Regions from separate parts of the Mus musculus genome. Here region 2 is linked to region 1. A link is a contact called in ENCODE POLR2A ChIA-PET data. All regions are on one chromosome and are shown on one strand. Each heading gives the region's core, a stretch centred on a gene start or an enhancer-like site at or near the end of the contact. The rest is flanking DNA. Distances are from core to core; before and after follow the strand shown. Region 1 holds the start of Atp6v1e1 (ATPase, H+ transporting, lysosomal V1 subunit E1). Region 2 holds the start of Bid (BH3 interacting domain death agonist).

The links. ChIA-PET counts read pairs that join two places held with the same protein, here RNA polymerase II (POLR2A).
Region 2: POLR2A ChIA-PET joins it to region 1 with 13 read pairs in embryonic stem cell. The contact joins the promoter of Bid here to the promoter of Atp6v1e1 in region 1. POLR2A ChIA-PET finds 5 or more read pairs at or near these places in 4 of 5 experiments (Patski and embryonic stem cell).

What each region holds. Positions count from the first base shown.
Region 1 is chr6:120,820,145-120,825,452 of GRCm38, forward strand. It overlaps Atp6v1e1 (ATPase, H+ transporting, lysosomal V1 subunit E1), which reads right to left and starts at 2,554. Exons shown (of 9, transcript NM_007510.3): 1 at 2,444-2,554. The coding sequence starts at 2,476. Gm38889 (a long non-coding RNA gene) reads right to left here. Exons shown (of 3, transcript XR_869411.3): 3 at 3,664-3,772.
Region 2 is chr6:120,913,174-120,919,141 of GRCm38, forward strand. It overlaps Bid (BH3 interacting domain death agonist), which reads right to left and starts at 3,651. Exons shown (of 6, transcript NM_007544.4): 1 at 3,561-3,651.

The DNA.
Region 1 (5,308 bases), core at 1,304-3,803:
CATTACTTTCATTTTATATATATATACATACACACACACACACATATACATACACACACACATAAGAAAAGAATTTTCTAGAACCTGATAAACACACTCCCCTGTTCCTGCACTATAGTTCTCCTGTGGAGGACTTGGCCTCCCACATTCTAACAAAGAGAAGGGAACTGGGGATTGGGGGAGGGGAGGACCTGGGTTGTGACTGCTAAGCTAAGAGCATGTGAGGGCACTGCTTGTTTCCAGTGCACCAAGTTTTTCCTAGGCTAAAACCCCGGGCAGTGATTAATGCTCCTAAGCCCCGGGTTCTGTGAAAATGTTGTAGTTTCCTAACCCTCACCATGGACGTTACCCCGACTTCCCTTCCGTAATTACCACATCTCCCTTCTTCTCCACCCACTCGCACAAGGAAGAAGAACCACCCTATTATTCTTAATGCATATTTGGTTAAAAATAAAAAGGAAAAATATTTTTGCCAAAAAGATGGAACATCGAAGACAAAAAACCACTGTTCAATTTAGGAAGATTCACAAGTGTGCTTTAGTCAGAGGATTTTCCTAGTTCTCAGAGAGGAAACAATAGACTTAGTTCTCTAGACATTAAACTGAAGCTTTTAATTTCCTTTTCTGAAAACTCACACGCAGTGTGGGTGAGGAGCTGTAGTCCTAGCACTTGGGAGGCTGAGGCAGGAGACTAAGTGTGCTTGCTACACATTACCAGGCTAGCCAGCACTACAGAGCAAGAGTGTACTTCAAAATACCAAGGGATAAAACACGTCAAAAGGAAGGAAGGAAGGAAGGAAGGAAGGAAGGAAGGAAGGAAGGAAGGAAGGAAAGAAAGAAAGAAAGAAAGAAAGAAAGAAAGAAAGAAAGAAAGAAAAGAGACAATAAAGCCCACTGGCAATGACTACTAAATGCAGCCCAGGAGACCTGCTATCTGTCAACAGCACAAGCACTTTCCCCTGTGGCACTGTCAGCACCTTGTGTCTCCCTTATCCCCAGGCTGGGCTTTATGTCCCTTCAGTTTGATTGAATTTAGAGCCTAAAGTCAGGTTCTGAAGCGCTGCTGGCCTGAAATCATGACTCAGACTACTTCTGAACCATCTAGGACTACACACAACTACAATTATAATAGTCCTAATATTTAAAAACTTCAATGTACATTTAATATTTTAAATAAATTTCCCCAAAAATGATTATATGCACTTAAAAAATACAACCTTATGCAGGTTATGTACAAAACACTGGGCATCTCGGCACTCAAGAGAAATGGCGTAAGGAGCAAGAGAGCACTGGGTCGTAGTGGTGTTTGTAATCCCAGCACTCGGGAGGCAGAGGAAGGAGGATCTCGTTGAGTCAGAAGCCAGCCTACTCTACAGAACAAGTTCTAGAGTTACATAGAGAAACACTGTCTTGGAAAAACAAAACCAAACAAACAAAAGGGGGGGGGGGGCTCAGTGGTTACCATTAAGAGCACTGGCTGACCTTCCAAAGGGCCCAGGGTTCAATTCCAGGCATCCACATGGCAGCTCACATTTAATTGTAACTCTTGCTCCAGAGGATCTGACACCCTCAACTCAGACATACAAGCAAGTCAAATCACCAATGTATATTAGAGATCGAGAAAGAAATAGAAAGAGAGAGAAAATCAAGAGGCCAAGCCCATTCTCAGTTAAAACGATTGTACACCAGCCTGGGCTTCAGGAGACCCTGACCTGAACTCATGATTTAAGTACTATTTTCCATAAACTCTAACTCATTTCTGTGGCTTGTGAGTGCAATCAGAAGAGGCTTTCTCGGGTTGGAGAGATGGCTCAGCGGTTAAGAGCACTGACTGCTCTTCCAGAGGTCCTGAGTTCAATTCCTCTTCTGGTGTGTGTCTGAAGACAGTGTACTCATATAAATAAAAATAAATAAGTAAATAAATAAGTAAAATAAAAAGGCTTTCTCATTCGACAAATATTAATGTGCACCTTAGGTTCATGATTACGTCTGGAGATGAATAACCCCGATTTAAATAACGAAGATCCTCAAAACGAAACGCAAGCTGCTCTTTCCCCTCAGTCTCTTTCCTGTACTATAGTGAAATAGCGCTTCAGGGAAAACAAAAACAAAATACTTTTAACCTCTGCACAAAACTCTTCCGGATTAAGCGTGGAAACGCCAGAAAAAGGGGGGCTGGCGAGATGGGAGGCAGTCAGCTGCGGGCTCTGTGACAGGCAAGTGGAAGCAGGAGACCAGCAGTCACGTGAGATGCGGTGCAAGGCCCTCTCACTCCCCTGGGTCTGCGAACCATCCCGGCACACACTACCCGCGCCCGAGTGTCGGCGGTCCGCCAGGCTCGCCCGATGAACGCAGGCCACCCGAAGACCCTGCTCTGCAAAGCAAACGTCAACACTGTCCTCCGGACGGCACTGCGGCTGCGCTACACCCAACCTGGCCCTCACCTGCTTCTGTACATCTGCATCGCTGAGCGCCATGGCGAAGGCAAAGTCCGGCCAGGGGACAGCTTCGAATCTGGGTTCAAAGTGGCGGCGGAGCAAACCTGAGACGAAAACCCTGGGAGGTCCAGCTTCCTTTACTTTATAAACCCCGCTTCCGGTTCCGGCTTGGTGACCAAGGGGCCGTAGCCTTCTCAACCAATAGATCGAGAACTGTGCCCGCGGAAGTTCTGCCTTGGCTCCGCCCTTTCCCAGGCGCATGCGCAGAGCGACTCTTTTTTTTTTTTTTTTTTTAAACTGACTCGTGACTGCTTGGCAAGGACAAAATACTTCAGAGACTTGAGAGAGCTTTAGGGATTCCCTCCCTCCTTCCCTCCCTCCCTCCTTTTCTCTTCCTTCCTTCCTTCCTTCCTTCCTTCCTTCCTTCCTTCCTTCCTTCCTTTGTTTCTTTTCTTCCTTCCTTTTTTTTTTTTTCTCTTTTTCGAGACAGGATTTCTCTGTGTAGATGTGGCCGTCTTGAAACTGACTTCATAGACCAGCTGCCTTGAACTCACAGACATCCTCCTGCCTCTGCCTCCCGAGTGCTGGGATTAAAGATGTGCTCCACCACCACCCGACTAGGGATTTTTGTATCAGACTTTAATCAGAATTATTTATACTTCTTCAGCGGTTGTTTTAGTAAAACAGTTGAGTTGTTTGTTTGTTTACAAACAAAAGGTTTGAACTCCTGAGTTTCCTGCCTCCATCTGCTAAGTGTTAAGATTATGGACAAGGGACCGGAGAGATGGCTCAGTGGTTAAGAGCACTGCCTGTAACCACAAAGTAGCTCACATCCCTCCTTAATGGTATCCCACGCATGCCCTCTCCTGGTCTGTCTGAAGACAACGACAGTGTATTCACATAAAATAAATAAATAAACCTTAAAAAAAAAAAGATTACAGACACGTACCAGGTTAAGACCCCGGTAAACAGTTTACATAATTTACTCAGCACTCAAAACCAAAAATAAAATGTAATAAAATAAAATAAATAAATAAAAGCATTGCGTGGGAGGCATGCCTTTAATCCCAGCCCTTAGGAGGTAGAGACAGGTGGATCTCTTTGTTAGAGGCCAGAGTCTACAGGGTGAGTAAACCAGGCTTGGTTAACAGTGAGTTCCAGGATAGCCAGGGCTACATAGAGAAACTTTGTCTCAAATAAACACATAAAGATCTACTCACTGCTTGTGACATAGCTCAGTTGACAGAATGCTTGCATAACACATGCAAAGTGTTGGTCTATCCATGAGCTGGTGTGCGGCGAGGCATTCTTGCAATCCCCACATTCAGATGGCCCCTGGAAAATCATAAGTTCCACATCAAGCCTGGAAATTTGAGTCCTGCCTGGACTAGAGATTAAATAATAGTTTTTATTTAAACCCAAGCCATAGGGCTAAAAACAGGGCTCAGGGATTAAGAGCACCCTCGTCGAGAGGGCTCAAGTTTAATCTTCAGCACCCCTATGGCAGCTTACAACTGTTACTCCAGTTCAGGGAGATCCAATGGCTTCCATGGGCACCAGGCATACAGGCAAGCATCCATATACATTTTAAAAGAACAAAAACAAAACCCCTAACAGATTTAGCATTAATATAAATAAGCCCTTCAATATTTATTATTAAATAAGAATTGTGTGAAGGGCTGGAGAGATGGCTTAGTGGTTAAGAGCACTGACTGCCCTTCCAAAGTTCCTGAGTTCGAATCCCAGCAACCACATGGTGGCTCACAACCATCTGTAATGAGATCTGATGCCCTCTTCTGGTGTGTCTGAAGACAGCTACAGTGTACTTACATATAATAATAAAATAAATCTTTAAAAAAAAAAAGAGTTGTGTGAAAACATAGCATTTGGACTGGGTATGTATACAGGGCCTAACAGACCACTCCAATGTGCAGTTTGAGTTCAGGGTTTAAACTTTTCCATCCCTAACTCTTTTTAAAGAATGACAGGTTTGCCGGGTGGTGGTGGCGCACTTGGGAGGCAGAGGCAGGTAGATTTCTGAGTTCGAGGCCAGCCTGGTCTACAGAGTGAGTTCCAGGACAGCCAGGACTATACAGAGAAAACCTGTCTCAAAAACAAACAAACAAACAAACAAAAAAGAATGTCAGTTTTATATTACCTATAGTGTTACATGGATATAAATTAGACTTACAAGTCAAATATTGATAATAAATCATAAATAGTTATTGTCTTAGTCAGGGTTTCTCTTCCTGCACAAACATCATGACCAAGAAGCAAGTTGGGGAGGAAAGAGTTTATTCAGCTTACATTTACACACTGATGTTTGTCACCAAAGGAGGTCAGAACTGGAACTCAAGCGGGTCAGGAAGCAGGAGCTGATACAGAGGCCATGGAGGGATGTTCCTTACTGGCTTGCTTGAGTTCCAGTCCTAACTTCCTTTGGTGATGAACAGCAATGTGGAAATGTAAGCTGAGTAAACCCTTTGCTCCCCAACTTGCTTCTTGGTCATGATGTTTGTGCAGGAATAGAAACCCTGACTAAGACAAATTGGTACCAGCATAGTGGGATAATCCTGTGACAACCTGACCATGTTTTGGGGAGGACTGTGGAAGGACTTTGGAACTTTGGGCCGGAAGATCCATTCGATGTTAAGAGCTCTGTTGAATGTTGTGTAGGAGCTTGGAAGATACTGCAGAAGATGGAGGCCTGAGCTTGGAAGATAGTGCAGAAGATGGAGGCCTGGTTTGTGAAATTTCAGAGGGAAGATTAAGACTCTTATCAGGGCCATTGCTATTTTGATTGTGAAGATTCTGTGGTTCTGGTTAGCTAAGGCTGAAGAATCAGCTGTGATTAACAAGATACCAGAACTA
Region 2 (5,968 bases), core at 2,401-4,900, 94 kb after region 1:
CGATCCAGGGGCCAGTAGGGAAACACCTGGCTCCTAAGTACTTCCTAATGTCTGTTTGCATTACTGGGGAAGAAGGGTAACTTAAGGCAAACCAGGGCTAGGATATGGCTCAGTCTGTAAACTCCAGGCCTATATAAGCATAGGGGTCTGAGCTGGGATCACGAGGACCATGGGAAGGCTAGTGTAGTGCTCTGAGCCTAGAATCCGAGTGCTGGGGAGGCAGAGACTGGAGTATCCCTAGAGCCCACTGGCCAGCCAGTCTACTAAATCGGTGAGTGAAGAGTCCTGTCACACACAGGGAAATGTAGAGAATGACTGAGGAAGTCACTTGACACCAACAGAGACAGAGAGGGGGAGGTGGGGAGGGGGAGAGGGAGAGGGAGAGGGAGAGGGGTGGGAGAAGAGAAGAGAGCACAAAACACTTGTCCTCTGTTTTCTGTTCCCTTGATTTCACTTGGTTTTGTTTGAATGTTTTTGGAAGGCTAACATGTCTGTGAGGATAAATGCCCATAAAGCCAACTAAGAACTCAATTTTCAAGATGGCAGCACCTCTAGAAATGGTTGCCTTTCATCTTGTTTAGCTCAGGGTAGATGCTACCACCCTTTTGTCGGAAATATCCCTGTTTGGACCAGCGAAAGTCGAGGGAGAAGAGTCAGAGAGTAAGACACAGTGAACTGGAGACATCTGCTGTGGACATCTGCCAGGATGGTTCGTGGGGGAAACCCCACCATAAAGGTCCCTGGCACTAAAGTTCCAGCTTCCCCATTCATACACCTAGCTGCCCTGTCTCCCTCTACCTGCTAGGGGGAAGAGTCCACAGGAAGGGGCTGTGCATGTCTGACTCAGTGGCAGAATGCACATGGAACAAACACTAGGCCGGGGTTTTCCCTAGTGTTAAAAAAGCAAACAACACCGTGGGCATCCTCTCTGTTCCTTACCCCCGAGGACTATTGGGCTCCACAGATGGACCTCCCTTGGGAAGCAGGGCGCAGCCTGAGAATCAGGTGGTACAGTTAAACTGGGAGTTTTCCACCTGATTTTGAGACCCTGGGTAAGTAAATTAGCCCCTCTCTGCCCAATGTACCTTTCTGAAGAAGGAAGTAATAATCTAGTCTCTAATTATTGTAATACGACATGAGTTAATTAAAATAAACGATACACTCTGTAGTCCCAGTACTTAGGAGGACGAGGCAGGAAGTACTCTTTTGTTTTGTTTTGTTTGTTTGTTTGTTGGAGGGTTTCTCTGTACAGCCCTGGCTGGAACTCAGAGATCCACTGGCCTCTGTCTCCTGAGTTCTTGGATTAAAGGTGTCCCACCACGGCCCAGCAAGGAGGTATTGTTGAGCAGGAGTTGGAGACAAGTCTGGGCGACATTCTGCCTTTTAAAAAAAGAAATTTGAGAAGGAAAACAAAGCTCTCTGTGGGCTTATCAGACCCAGAAGGCTCTGTATAGCACTTGCCCATCACTGCCCTCCAACCTGAAGCTTCAGTTTATCTGTCTCCTTCAGACTATGAGGAAAAATACATGTGGCCTCTGAGACTGGCCAGCCAGGCAGCGTGCCCAGAAAGAAACAGAAACACCAGCTGCCCTCCACAGCCACGGCCCAGCAAATGGTGGCCAGAGATACAACCACAGACAAAATGTCCAGTGACCACAGACCCACAGTGGGGGCTTCTTATGGACGGGCAGTTTCCAACTCTCATCCTTGGAACCATCAGATTCACTGTCTCCCTGATGAGGAATGGCTCTTTGGTCTTGAACACAGCCTAGATGTGGGTCCCCAACCCTCAGCTTCCCACTAGAGAGCAAAAGGGCAGCTGGAAAAGCATGCAGTGCCCTTCGGAAGGTCTAAAAGGCTGTGTCATCAGGCCTTCCTTCCGGAGGCCAGGCACCCAGCACTGTGCCCCCCCCCCCCGTAGGCTATTCTTTCTTGCAAATAAGAGGAACCAGGTAACCTCAAGCTGTGAGCATCACTTCCCCTCCCCCAGCCTCGCCAGTAACTGCCCTAACAGCCCACTTTTCAGGTACACCCTCAACTCATCCTTCAGAGCTCCAGTAACCTGGCCACCTTGGGGCTACTTAAATCTCTTTATAGAGCATGCCACATCCAGCCGGCTTCTCTTCACTTGCCATCACCAAAGCCTGTACCCAACTCCACCCCGCAGTAGCCAGGAGATAGCACCTTGCGTCAGTGGGTGAAATGCCTGCTAACCCAGCTGTAATAAGCCAACCTCCCTGCCATTCCCTCTCTGGGCAAGAGAGGCAGTAGAGGCCAGGACACACACAATCGCCACCCTGCTTCCCCACCACCACCCAGCCGAGTCCTTCTTAGAGCTCAGCCCACTCAAGTATTAAAGCCTCTGAACTCAGCCCCAGCACTGGATCAGGCTCCCCCCCCCCCCATGGAAACACTCAGAGCTGACTGCCAGGGTAGTGCCTGGGACCAAGTCCCAGGGGATGGGGCAGGGCTGCAAAGTCTCCTGGTTGGGTAGAGCTGGAATGTGGAAAGTCCACATCCTTCTTGTGGTTTCTCCCAGCTCCATTCCACAGCTAGCTTATCCTAGACCCGGCTTCAAGGTAGTCTTCCAGTAAGGGCAATCCTGGCCATGGCACCAGGCAGTAGCCTGGGAAAGTAGGGGAGCCCTGCCTGGGTCCTCAGGATGCTCTTGACTCAGAACTATGTGGCTTATCAGATGAAGGTCAAGCCCAGCCTAGAAGTCCCATACTCAACACCACCTGGTCCTTTACAGAGCTCTTCATTCCAGCCTCTCACCACCCACAAAGTTCTACCCTGATCCGTCCCTGGTCCACACTTATTTGTTGAGTATGTAAATGAATGTACGAAAGAATGAATGAACGAATGTGTGAATCCTTGTGGGCCCAGGCCACTTGGTGGCTGAAGACTGTGGGTTTCTTCTAGAATCCTATAGGGTTATTCAGCCAACCATTCAACAAACTTTTTAAAAACATCAGCAACCAGTCTGTGCACATTTTCAAACCATTTTGGGTACTGGAGATGCGGAGGGGTCAGCCACTTCCTCACAGTTCAGGCGTGAGTGTGAGCTGTGCACACAGTAGTGCCCACGGGTGTAGGAAAGGTGCCCCTCGCTGCAGTCTTCCAAGGTCTGTGTTCCCTGGGTTGGGGTTCCAGGGCTTTTGCAGGGCCCATTTGTGGGCTGTAGCCGTTCCTTGTTGATTTTTGTGGGTGGCCATAGCGGAGCGCAGCGAGACCTCAGGCCCGCCTTTCCAGCTCTGCGCGCACCTGCCGAGTGGCGCGCGACCGCGGGGACCCCGGGTCCACCAGGAGGCCTGCCCGAAGCGGACCAGGACCGAGCGCTGAGGGGGACCGCGAGTGGCGCACGCCCCAGGCCTTCGAGTGAGTGCCTTCCCCTCAGCTCCGCGGTGGCACCCTGTGGCCGGCGCCCTCACCCCGCCTCCATCAAGGCGCAAGAGCCCCGCCATCACGAAGGATCGATAGCATACGAAACTGAGCTCCGTGCCGACCCCGTCCTCCCAGAGGGGAACTGTGGGGGCGCCCAGTAGGGTGGGCATACTCACCACGCAGACGCCGCTGCGCCGGTACCGGGCGGCGAACGGGCTAAGGCAAAGGTTTGCGGAGCCACACTCGGCCCGGCGCTCTACTCCACCTACCTTTCCTCGTGCTCGCCCGGGAGCCCCGCCCCTGTGATAGCCCCGCCCTCCGGATGCTCCGCCCTCCGACTGGCCACACTTTGCGGAAACCCAAGGGTCCTACCGGCTCGCTACGGGGGACAGGAAGGAAGGTACACCCGGAACCTGCGCTCCCCAGAGTCCCCAAAGCCTGGGCGACCTGCCCTCGTGAGGATGGGGTGTCATACTTGATCCCGACCTCTCCGCATTGTCTTGATGTATTACATAGCAGGGTTGGCACACTCAAGACTAGTGACCCTGTCAGAATCGGCCCTATCAGAGATGCTGGGAGGTCCCTATTGTTTCTCCTGCGCAGCTGCTTGCAGAATTTTTAAACTCTTGTGGGGAAGGCAGGGATGGGGGTTGCGGGGTTCTCGGTCATGGAATGAATCAGCAAGGATGAATGTGGAAAGAACCAGGAGGCTAGCAGATAATCTCAAACTGCTAGCTAGTTCCCCTGTCCAGAGAAGTCCCAATGCTATATACTTAAGTGCCAGCCAGTACCCCCAAAGGACACGTGACAGTGACAAAAGTGAAAGAGAAACAAGAAAGTGAATTCTGGAAGTATGAGGAAGTAAATAGAACCATGGAAATTGCTGTTCCTGAGCAGAGAAACTGGATCTGAGAAGACAAAAAAAAAAAAAAAAAAAAAAAAAAATCACATGGTTGGTGTGTGTTTGTGTGTGTATGTGTGTATTTAAGCCAGAGGTCAGTGTTTTCCTTCATCACTCTCCACCTTTCCACCTTTTTTTTTTTTCTTTTGAGATGGTGTGGGGTGAGGGGAGTGGACCAGCTTCCCAGCTCCACGCGTGATTTCCCTAGGCTGACTGCCAGGTGAGCTCCAGGAAGCTTCCACTGTGCACCAATAACAATGGAATTGTAGATACACACAGCACTCTATTTTTTACATGGGTGCTAGGGATCCAAAGTCCAGTTCTTACGCATATGAAGTACTTTACAAACCGAGCCATCTCCAGGGTTTCTTTTTCCTCTTTATATTTTCCAATTCTTCTTAAAGGAAGATGGCTCTAATTTTACGATCAATAAAAGTTACACTTGAAGCCGGGCGTGGTGTCGCACGCCTTTAATCCCGGCACTTGGGAGGCCTCTGTTCGAGGCCAGCCTGGTCTACAAAGTGAGTTCCAGGACAGCCAGGGCTATACAGAGAAACCCTGTCTGTCGAAAAACCAACCCCACCCCACCCCCCACTCCCCCACCCCCCCACCCCCCGCCAAAAAAAAAGTTACACTTGAAATCACATAGTGGAAGAGCTTGGTGATGAACAGCGGGGGCAGGGTTGGAGAGATGGCTCACTGGTTAAAAGCACTTCTCACTCTTACAGAGCATCCATCTGGGTTCAGTACTTAGCACCCATATGGTGGCTGACAATCATCTGTTATTCTAATTCCAAGGGACTGACCCCCCTTCTGGCCTCTATGAGGACCAGGCACACATGTGGTGCACATATATGCAGGCAACACACACACACACACACACACACACACACAGAGTTTTTAAATTTAAAACATGCAAGCTGAATTATCTAGATTTCAAAGTGGAAAATAATGAGAAAAAAGTTTTGTTTTTGTCTTGTTTTTTTTTTTTTAGACAGGCTCTCACTATGTAGCCCTGACTGGCCTGGAACTAGCTATGCAAACCAGGCTGGCCTAGAACTCACAGAGCTCCTCCTGCTTTTGCCTCTGGGATTAAAGGCGTGCATGATCATGACCTGAACACGTAATATTTTTAACTGGGATTCTCTCCGAGGTGCTTGGCAATCAATGCAAATGAAAAAGGGAAACTGATTTCACAACTTCATAAAGATGGAACATACCAATTTTCACTTTAATTATTCATTTATGTATATGAGTACATTGTAGCTGTCTTCAGCCACACCAGAAGAGGGCATCGGATCCCATTACAGATGGCTGTGGGCCACCGTGTGGTTGCTGGGAATCCAATTTTCACTTTAAATGAGTCCAACCTTACCACTGAACTATCAGTGAAACTTCCAGTTTTAATGTGCAGCCTAAATAATCTCTAAATTAGGAAGTGTTAAAGGGAGGAGCTAGAAATTTTAGACAGAAAGAGCTTCATTAAAATAAGTGTAACTGGTGTGAACCCAGGGGCCTGGTGTGAACACAAAGGTCTGGTGTGAAGGGGCATTTCTCACCTAAACATTAGAGATCACAGAACAATCACCTCCCTGGTCCTAGCTCCATACTTCCTGTGACACAAGGAATAGGGATGGGCTAGGGTGGGAGAGGGCAAAGGCTCTGTGCTGCCTGGCACACTGT